Linked DNA regions of Homo sapiens: region 1 is linked to region 2. Evidence: read pairs that join two places in POLR2A ChIA-PET (ENCODE). Cell type or tissue: MCF 10A. All regions are shown on one strand. Links, peaks and the distances in the headings refer to the core of each region. The heading gives the core; the rest is flanking DNA.

What was found. ChIA-PET counts read pairs that join two places held together with the same protein. Peaks named below come from ENCODE experiments on the same cell type or tissue, not always from the same donor. Only the 100,000 strongest peaks of a DNase experiment are listed, where the experiment ranks them.
Region 1: POLR2A ChIA-PET joins it to region 2 with 6 read pairs; 1 of 35 experiments calls an interaction of 5 or more read pairs at or near these places.

What each region holds. Positions count from the first base shown.
Region 1 is chr13:20,330,076-20,335,453 of GRCh38, reverse strand. No RefSeq gene overlaps it. Among named protein-coding and RNA genes, the nearest start is that of GJB6, 100 kb to the right of the region's middle. In MCF 10A, for the core only: no CTCF peak of the experiment used is centred there; a DNase peak (open chromatin) is centred at 2,993.
Region 2 is chr13:20,416,826-20,422,203 of GRCh38, reverse strand. All of the region lies in intron 5 of CRYL1 (crystallin lambda 1), which reads left to right. Among named protein-coding and RNA genes, the nearest start is that of MIR4499, 14 kb to the left of the region's middle. RefSeq lists an enhancer at 1,978-3,177. In MCF 10A, for the core only: no CTCF peak of the experiment used is centred there; a DNase peak (open chromatin) is centred at 2,163.

The sequences.
Region 1 (5,378 bases), core at 222-5,221, 87 kb after region 2:
TTATGCACAGGGAGCTGTCTGAGACCATGTTCACCTAATGGTAACAATAGCAATTTCTGAGTGTGGAATTGGTGTGATTAAAAACTGTTACCTTTCTACTTACTACATTTTTTTGTACTTGATATTATTATACATATATCACTTTTATAAAAAGCAATGTAGTGATTTTTCTTACAAAAAAAAAAAAAAAAACCTGGAAGCCAAATATGCCAAGATGTTAATAGTGGTTAAATCTGGTGGGAATATGGAATATTAGGGGCTTTATCTTTTTTCCTTTATCATTAAAAAAGGAGTTTTAAGAAGATTCTAGTAGAGTTCATAGCTGCTCTAAAACAGTTAAAATCTCCTGACTTTGACAAATTTCAGCCTGAGGAGTCACAGGCTGGAATATCTAGTTGAGATAACTGAACCGATATGAATTTTTGAAGAAAGGTCACAGAAAATAAGAAAGGGCTGAAAAGGCCAGATTTTGAAAAACATGGATCTAATTTTCAAAGAGGGAGAAAAAGGACTTTTTAAGCCATACTCTACATACTCTATGAGTTGACATTCATCCTGGAAAGATTCTGTAATGGATTTTTAATGAGATGTTTTGCAAATACACTTTAAATTAAAAAAAAAGTCATGCCGATCTAAACCAGTTTTTACTTTTGATAGGCTTGCTAGAAAAATCAGAGAAATGTGTAGATGCTCTTCATCGGGACTTCAACCTGGTGCCCTTGAGCACCATGCAGGCCAGGGAATAATGCAGACAGGGGGGTTAATGACTGCCTAAAAAGACCGTGTTCACAGGACCATGGGTAGAGGGCTGTTGTCATTAGGAAGGGGACTGGATTGGTGCCCTCTGAGGCCCTCAGCTCGTTCCTGTTCAGTTTGGGCAACAGTGGTGGCAGTGGGAGGTGGGCGTGTGGGACAGTAGGGGTAAGAGCCTGGGATGTTGCAGGCACCAGGATAGTCACTGTAGGCACGTTGTTTACTCGCTCATTGTGATGAAGCTACACAGAGGGTGTTGTGCTCCTTTGTTACAGATTAGAAAATGGCAGCGAGTTGCAGGTCAAAAAAGAGATGAAGGTGAGATCAGGATGTCAACACAGGAAGGCAGAATGTGCCCTCAGCAGGCCCCACAGGGGTGAGTGTGGAGACCCCTGTCCCTGTTCCAGAGTGGTGTGAGTCAGGGGTATGTGTGCAGTTAAACATACGAGATGCAGTGTGTGTACCGGGCGCCAGTTATTGTGTCCACTGGGGGACGTTCCTTTCCAGTGACCAGATGCTCACGACTCCCATCAGCACTCCTGAGAGGTCAGTGTGTTGCTCCGTTCTGACGCCTGGCTGATTGGTGGCCCCTGTATGGCAGATGCACCTGACAATGAGAACTCAAGCATACCCTGAGAATGACTCCATGGTCTAAGAAGAGTGTCTGTTCAGAGTTCTCAGCTAAGCAGTCCAGGAGTGGCCAACTAGGAGGTCCATTTCTTACCTATGAGGAACATCTGAGCCCCTGGCCCATCCTGTGGCAGGTTGCTGGGGGAGGGTGCTAAGTGAAAATGCTACATGAACTGCATGCCTTTTATGAGAGGTAATGGTTCCCCTGTCAAGCCTGCTGCCACTGGACCATCCCTGAATGTAAGTTCCCCCAGTAAACACTGTGTCTCATTTGCTGGCTCTGGGTCTCTTCTTGGGCCTCTTGAACATGGTGCTATCCTTATTGAAGTCAATAGGAGCCTAGTATGACAGCTCCTATTAGGGTGAGGGCTATTTTATTCAGGCCACAGTGAGGCCTGTTCCAGAAGGTTCTGTTGTCTAGGATACAGTGTTTCTCTCCCTAAAATAGATAGCTTCTGGCTTCCTTTTTCTGTGGTCTGCACTGAACCATCTGTTCCAGGCACACATTCACTCTCTGCACAGGTTACTCTCAAGTTGCTTAGGTTTTGCTTCCTAAATTACAATCCCACTGTAGCGCCTCCTTCAGACTCCTGGGGCCAACCCCAGGGGGTGTGTGTTTCCTCTCATTTAGCTCTTCAAGAACAGCTTACATCTAAACAACACTCCATGTATTACAAGAAGGTCGCAGGGTTCGGTACCATGGTTGCCCAAGGTTGCACAGCTCGTAAGTGTCACACCCAGAATTTGAATCCAAGTTAATATGACCTTAAACTATGTTCTTTCCTCTAGGTAATGCTGCATAGACAACAGAGCCGAAAGTGTGGAAGATATACTGAGTACCAAAACTGAATTTTAGAAAATACAAAGATAAATTAGAACATTGTGCTCAGTCTATCAGGATGCAATTTATTAAAGACAAAATGTAAGTTCTTAGGTTTAAGTTCACAAAACAAGCTGTGCAAGTATGGAGCACAGCATGTCAGAGGAAAACCTTTCATTTGTTTTCAGTAAACTCCATTTGAATCAAGACAATGACTGTGCCCCACACTGTCTCCCCCTGACCTCTGTGTGTTCAGGCAGACAGGATGATGGAGGGACTGGCTCTTTCTGATGTCTGAGGAATCTTGGAAGTCCTGGGAACATTTAGCCTGGAGAAGAGGAGAATTCACAGAATGCTGGCTGCTGTCACAAGTCTGAAGAGCTGTCAGCAAGAGGAGGGACTGACATCAGGACCCGCAGAGGAAGAGACCTGCTTCCACCCAGTCTAACAAACAACCTCCTGGAGAAACAACCACGCAGGTGGTCAGGAGCGCAGGCTCCAAAGTGAGACAGACCTGGGCTTAAATGCCCCCTCCACCTCCTAACCTCTGAATATGAGTCCCTCCTGCGTGTGAAAGATGAGGATGCAGCAGCTCCCTCAGAATTCCCAAAGCATTCGATGAGAGGTGCACTACAGGGGCTCAGAAATGCCAGACAAAGTCAGTGCTAGACTGTCAGCTGCTGTGAGATTATGATCTCTCTTCGGCAGAGCTGCCCAGGAAGCAGTGCCTGTTTCCAGAAGAGCCTTCCAAAGTTGAGGCTCTCCATTTCCAGTTAAGCTAATTTAGGAAGATTGCACAAGTGGAAACACCACATGCGACTAACTGCATGATTAATAAGAACATGTTGACTTAAGTTCTTGATTGCCAAATGGATTTTTGCCTTATAAATATTTTTGAATGGATTATCACTGAAATCTTGGGGTTCAGTCAGAAGACTACTGTCTAAATTTTTTCTGTATTTCTTTTGGGGTCGTGATTTGATCCAGGGTGTGGCCAAATCTACATCGTTGAATAGTTCTACGAAGCTCCCCGGGTGTTACTGGGGATGTTGACTCAACATTTTCATGGTTTTCAGTTTTTATGGTCATTCGTGTAAAATGGGGCTCAAGTGTTTGTCTTTTCCACTTGAAAAACTCATCATTGGTTTGTGGTAACTAAGTCATTTATTCTTCATAGAATGATGCTGAGAAAGAAAAAACTGTGACAACAGTCATGGATATTAATGAATGAGCATGAACTTAGCCCATTTGCATTCTGAAGTATGGAGCGTGGGAGAAACAGTGACTTGCTGCTCCGCAGGGGACCGTTAGCTTACTCTCCGACGTGTTTTTGCTGTTGTTGTTTCTTTCTTCGTTTTTAACATTTTTTGGTTTAGTACTTTATAATGCATATTTTGAATTAAAAAATGAATTACAGAGTGGCTATGTCAGAAGAACTGAGGGTCTTTGGACTTTTTTTTTTTTTTAATAATTGCAGACTCAACTGTGAAATTGCTGCTTACATTTCCTTCAGAAATAATGAACTCCTGTGACAGTGACTTTGAATGTGTCTTTAACACACTTGACTTAATGAGATCCCTTTTCTGGAGGATATAAAATGTTCCCCAGAGATGTAATGTCACCACTAGGGGATAATCTAATGTCCTAAAAGGGCTAATTATTTCCCCTAAAACATTACAACAAACTCATTACTGTAAGGACAACCCTATGAACTCTTTAAAAGATGATGAAAATGACAGCACCGAGAAGGGAGATGGTCCTACTCTTTGGGGTAATAAACGACATTCAGAGTTAGAATCCTTTGACAATCAAATATTTTTTAAAACTTTTTTAAAATTATACTTTAAGTTCTAGGATACATGTGCAGAATGTGCAGGTTTGTTACATAGGTATACATGTGCCATGATGGTGTGCTGCACCCATCAACCCATCATCTCGGTTTTAAGCCCTGAATGCATTAGGTATTTCTTCTAATGCTGTCCCTCCCCTTGCTCCCCACCCCCTGACAAGCCCCAGTGTGTGATGTTCCCCTCCCTGGGTCCACGTATTCTCATTGTTCAACTCCCACTTATGAGTGAAAACATGCGGTGTTTGGTTTTCTGTTCCTGTGTTAGTTTGCTAAGAATGATGGTTGCCAGCTTCATCCGTGTCCCAGTAAAGGACATGAACTCATTCATTTTTATGGCTGCATAGTATTCCATGGTGTGTCTGTGCCACATTTTCTTTAACCAGTCTATCATTGATGGGCATTGGGTTGGTTCCAAGTCTTTGCTATTGTAAATAGTGCTGCAATAAGCAAGCATGTGCATGTGTCTTTATGGTAGAATTATTTATAATCATTTGGGTATATACCCAGTAATGGGATTGCTGGGTCAAATGGTATTTCTGGTTCTAGATCCTTGAGGAATCACCATAATGTTTCCACAATGGTTGAACTAATTTGCACTCCCACCAACAGTGTAAAAGCGTTCCTATTTCTCCACATCCTCTCCAGCATCTGTTGTTTCCTGACTTTTTAATGACTGCCATTCTAACTGCCGTGAGATGGTATCTTATTGTGGTTTTGATTTGTATTTCTCTGATGACCAGTGATGATGAGCTGCTTTTCATATGTTTGTTGGCCACATAAATGTCTTCTTTTGAGAAGTGTCTGTTCATATCCTTTGCCCAATTTTTGATGGGGTTGTTTGTTTTCTTCTTGTAAATTTGTTTAAGTTCCTTGTGGATTCTGGATATTAGCCCTTTGTCAGATGGATAGATTGCAAAAATTTTCTCCCATTCTGTAAGTTGCCTGTTCACTCTGATGATAGTTTCTTTGCTGTGCAGAAACTCATTAGTTTAATTAGATCCCATTTGTCAATTTTGGCTTTTGTTGCAATTGCTTTTGGTGTTTCAGTCTTGAGGTCTTTGCCCATGCCTATGTCCTGAATGGTATTGCCTAGGTTTTCTTCTAAGGCTTTTATGGTTTTAGGTCTTAAGTTTAAGTCTTTAATCCATCTTGAGTTAATTTTTGTATAAGGTGTAAGGAAGGGGTCCAGTTTCAGTTTTTGGCATATGGCTAGTCAGTTTTCCCAGCACCATTTATTAAATAGGGAATCCTTTTCCTATTCCTTGTTTTTGTCAGGTTTGTCAAAGATCAGGTGGTTGTAGATGTGTGGTGTTATTTCTGAGGCCT
Region 2 (5,378 bases), core at 74-5,073:
TATTTTTAGTAGAGATGGGGTTTCTCCATGTTGGCCAAGCTGGTCTTGAACTCCTGACCTCAAATGATCGGCCTGCCTTGGCCTCCCAAAGTGCTAGGATTACAGGTGTGAGCCACCGCGCCTGGCCTTAATTAGGATTTTTTTTCTAGCAGCAATTTTCCATAAGAAGTAGACTATTTTTATACCATTATTTATTATTTTGTGGGTGGCCATTTTCTGAGTAGTCATATTGGTGAGCAACAAAACCCTATTGAAAAGAGAGATACTGCTGATTTATGAATTTAGAGATACCTGTATCCCCATTAATAAGCAAATAAATAACATCAACCACATACTCATTAAAAATCCCCAAAATGCTGCAAAGCTTCTATGTTAGTATTCTAACTCTAAAAATAAATAAATAAATAAATAAATAAATGAAAATGCTGTTACTATAACACCTTCTAGCAATCATTACCAATAGGTGCTTGAGCAGTGAATATAAATGATGGATTTCAGCTCCCTCAGTTTGAAGTTGGGAAGTTAACAGGCCAGGGGTAAGGGTCCCCAGAAGTAGAGGATGGGGGTAAGGAGCCCCCAAGAGAAAAGGCAAAGAGAAGAGAGGTGGGAGGTGACAAATGACACTGCATCCCTCTTCCCTTGTGGGAGCCAGCCTTTGTGCCTTCCATCAGCTGCAGGTAGAAGCCAGGTGAGAGGCCACTGGAGCCCTATGGGCCATCAAGGCAGGAAGCATCTCTGGGTAAAGATGTGGGGAGTAGGCAGATATGGGGCTTGTGCTCCATGGCTGTTTTTGGAGTCAGGGCTTACACTCTTTGGTTCAAAACTTATTGTAGTAAACTGTATTCCCAGAGGACCCCTCAATTAAAGTATCACTACCCTCATAGAATGGAAGTGAATGTATTCACATTCATACACAATGATGGATTCTTTTTGCTGTTGTATTTGTTGTAAAAGTCGAGGCTTTCCCTTTCTTTCAAACTCTATAATACTGTTGTTTTTCCCCCTAAAAGCATCATTATACACACAGTGTTCTAAGAAAAAGTGCACCAGGGAATTAGCACTGGGGCCTGAAGTACTCTGGAATGTCCCTTTTATTAGGGCAAAGTCTTTCCTCTCTTTCCTTTCCATTTTTTTTTTTGTTTGTTTGTTTCTATTTAAAAGCTCTATTTTAGGCTGGGCGCAGTGGCTCACGCCTGTAATCCCAGGATTTTGGGAGGCCAAGGCGGACGGATCATGAGGTCAGGAGATCGAGACCATCCTGGCTAACACAATGAAATCCTGTTTCTACTAAAAATACAAAAAATTAGCCAGGCGTGGTGGCGGGCCTGTAGTCCCAGCTATTTGGGAGGCTGAGGCAGGAGAATCGCTTGAACCCAGGAGGCGGAGGTCGCAGTGAGTTGCGATCACGCCACTGCACTCCAGCCTGGGCGACAGAGTGAGACTCTGTCTCAAAACACACACACACACACACACACACACACACACACACACACACACACACAACCTCTATTTTAAAGAAAAGTCAAAGGGAAAAACTCCACCTGTGTTTGCTCTACCCTAAGTCAATTGCTTTCATTTTCCTTTGTTCCTGTCTAGTCTCTATTATGAACATGCTACTCAAGTTTTTATTCATTCTTAATGGCTTTATGATATTTCATTTAGCTGGTCTTTTTTTTTTTTCTTTTAAATCCAATCTTTCCCTTACTGCGGGATGTTTTAAGGTCAGGCCTCAGTGAGCCTCTATGCACATATGGTTTCTTCTTCTGGAGTCTTTTCTGGAATAATTCTGGGAGTGGGCTCAGCCTGCGGGAGAGTAACATTTTTATAACTTGATAGATGTAGCTGAGATGCCTCCCAGAGGGGAGACCCGCCTCTCCTCCGGCAGCTGTGCACGTAGGCTTGTTCCCAGCAGCCTGGCCAGGGTGGTCCACCTGGTGTTTCTCATCTTCTTTCCCCGGAGCGCTGACTCCTGCGCGTCCTCTTGGAAGACTCTTGACAGGACGGGTGTTTTATGGGTGTGATTCAGTGTCCTCTTGCATCAGTTCAATGTGGTGGTGTTCAATCAACCCTTGTAGCGTTAGCAAAATTTGCTCAAGTCATTCCGCAGGAATGTCTGTGTCTTGCTTCCAAGAAAGCTTGTAAGTGCCGGCAACAGGCCAAGCAGCTCACAAACCTGACCACAAGCCTGTGAGTAATTGTGGGGCAGCACTTAGCAGTCTTTTATTTTCGACTTATTAAAGTCTCATCTTGGCCTCACCTTCTCCCTGGAAGGTGGCGTGGGTGGGAACCACTGGGTCAGATCTTTTTCACCCTTGCCGTGGAGCCAGTTTCCTGTTGCATGTGGGGGAAGCAACATGTGGTGAAGAGTATAGAAAACGAAAACATGTGGGTACAGTATGTATAAGTGGAGGGAACAAACTCATAATTCCAACTAGTTTCTCATGAGAGACTCATGAATCATTGTGGTAGTTCTCAATATAAACTTAATCTAGGCCGGATGTGGTGGCTCACACCTGTAATCTCAGCACTCTGGGTGGATCACTTGAGGTCAGGAGTTTGAGACCAGTCTGACCAACATGGAGAAACCCCATCGCTACTAAAAATACAAAATTATCCAGATGTGGTGGCTCACACCTGTAATCCCAGCACTTTGGGAGGCTGAGGCGGGTGGATCACTTGAGGTCAGGAGTTTGAGACCAGCCTGACCAACATGGAGAAACTGTGTCTCTACTAAAAATACAAAATTAGCTGGGCGTGGTGACGCATGCCTGTAATCCCAGCTATTTGGAGGCCGAAGCAGGAGAATCGCTTGAACCTGGGAGGCAGAGGTTGCAGTGAGCCGAGATCCTGCCATTGCACTCCAGCCTGGACAACAAGAGCAAAACTCCATTTCAAAATAATAATAATAATAATAAACTTAATCTCTAACTCTGTTACTCCCTGTAGCATTTGCAAGGACCCTAGGGCTGGATGTTTCTCAGAGGGATAGTCTAGTACCCTAGCTCATGCTCGAGTTACTTCTGTGCAAGTGACTGTTCTTGTCTGGGTCTGTCCTTGAACATCTCTGGAGATGAGAAAATCACCGAGATTTAACTTTGTTCCATCCTTTCTTTCACTAGAGATTGAGATGGACGTGCTGGTGTAATCCTTTCTTCTTGGCCGCTGCCCTGGGGTGATCCACACAAGCCCAGTGCTTTCTTCATGTCGCCCTCGTAGGGCTGAAGGTGGCAGAGTACTCTACTTCTCGCTGTTGCGTTTCTTTATTTGACACTCACCTAAGATAAAACCTTTTGTGACTCCTGACTCTTAATTTTTCTCCTGTTTCTCAGTTGACAGTGGACTTATGCCCAAACTCTAGCTGAGGAGTGGAAGAACTTGAATAGAACCTCATCCAAATTCCTGGGTAGCAAGTCTGTGTTCCTGCTGGTGATAGTAGTAGTAAAGTTATTGTAGTGTTTGCACAAGAAAAATGTGAAAATTCAGGACCAAGTTTGGGGGAAAAGTAGAGCAAAACAAAATAGAAGATCAAAAGCTGGGAATTAGTAAAAAAGAAGTGGATGAGGAAGAATGGTATGAAGAAAAATGAGAAAAGCAAATGAAAATGAGGCCATGCAAAAAATACATGAATCAGAAAATTAAATCTAGGAATGGGATGATTATAGAGAAGGAAAGATGGTTCGGTGTAGCTGGTGATCAGTAGAGGAGATAGTCACGGAGGAGGATTTATCCATCAAATATCGTGTGCCTCCACCACACAAGTTTCTCTCCTGCCTTCCTCTTCTTCTGGGACTGTCCGAAGGACCAGAGTAAGTACCACAGCATCTGTTAACCCTTTGCTATTGTTAATTGTTAGATGTGTCTTGCTTCCTCTTCTCCCCATCCCCACCCCACAAACAAACAGAAGTGCTTGATCCAAGATCCCTGAGGGTATCTGTCCCCTGAGAGGGTCAGCTCGGCCAGGCTAGAGCGTCCAGTCACTCAGTCAAACTCAGTCTAGATGTTGCTGGGAAGGTATTTGGTACATAGTTGACTTTAAGTAAATGAGATTATTCTCCATAGTCTGGGTGGGCTAAATCCAGTCCATTGAAAGGCCTTGCAAGCAGAACTGAGATCTCCCTGAGGAAGGAGAAATTCCACCTGCAGACTGTGGGGTAGTTCCTGCCTGGAGTTGCCGGCCTGCCCTCCTGATGGCCTGTCCATGGCTTTCTGACTTGCCAGGCCCACAGTCACATGAGCCAATTCCTTGAAATAAATCTCTTGATGTATGTGTGTATGTGTGTGAATCTTACTGGCTTTGTCTGGTAGAACCCTGAGTGATACATCCCTAAACCTTTCATTCGACTTAACATTTGTTTCATAGCAGTTGGGTACGTTATTAACTATCTTGCATTTTCTCCTACTTCACGGATGTCTTGTGGCTCCTCTCAGCCTGGGCATTTTCTCCTACCAAATCAGGTGCAAAATATGTGCCCCAGCTATGCATGTGTTACTCCACTGTGGAAAAATCTCAGGTTTTAACTAAGGAAGCAGAAGCAAGGAGTTTTTCAATAAAAGGGGTTCCTTAACACTGTCTGGGATCTCTTTGCCCAATGATTTTCAGGACGCGAAACCATGTTTTGAACTAACAGTGATTGTAGTATTCATTGCTTTGTATGATTTTTAAATAATCTTTTCTTTGTATGTGTGACTTGAGAATTTTACCTTAAAATGGAGTAAGTACTGATTGCTAAACTGATCAATGTTAACAGAACCACAGAAGGGCTGGACTCAGGTAGGGTTCCCATCTCCGCACAGCTGTGTTGCCCGTCACCTATTATAAGGAATCGCTTGTCAGTTCCCTGTTTCAACACAAGCACTTGTTTCTGCCTGTCATGCTGCTGCGATTATTTATCAATGACAAATGATTATTTGTCATTGTTATGATAATATTAGGCCACAGATGTCACAAGGCTTTGGGTGGAATTAAGCTCAGTGGCAAAATTAAGCAACCTGAGCTTCAAAACATCCTAAATGGAAAAGCTTTAGTTCAGCACCAAGTGCAGCAGGGAGAAACTCAAACGTTTGCCTTGGGGACATGATATCCTAGTTGTGGAGCTTCTCAACTGAATGCCTTGTGGTCCTTTTCTTTCTCTATATTTAGCTTCTTGGTAAAAACTCAAGCTTTGAGAAATCCATTTCAGAAATTCAAATGGGCAGAAAGAAGCAGTGAGGAAGGGAAAGTATCAAAACGTTTTTCCCTTTCTAACTTGTTCTACTGGTGAATAGTGACTGATGGAAGACCCACAGCCCTCCTCTAGATGAAATCAGGCAGAACTGAGAACATGGGAGTTGGAGGGAATGTGGTTCCTCCCAGGTCATGGGGCAGCATGGAGAACCCT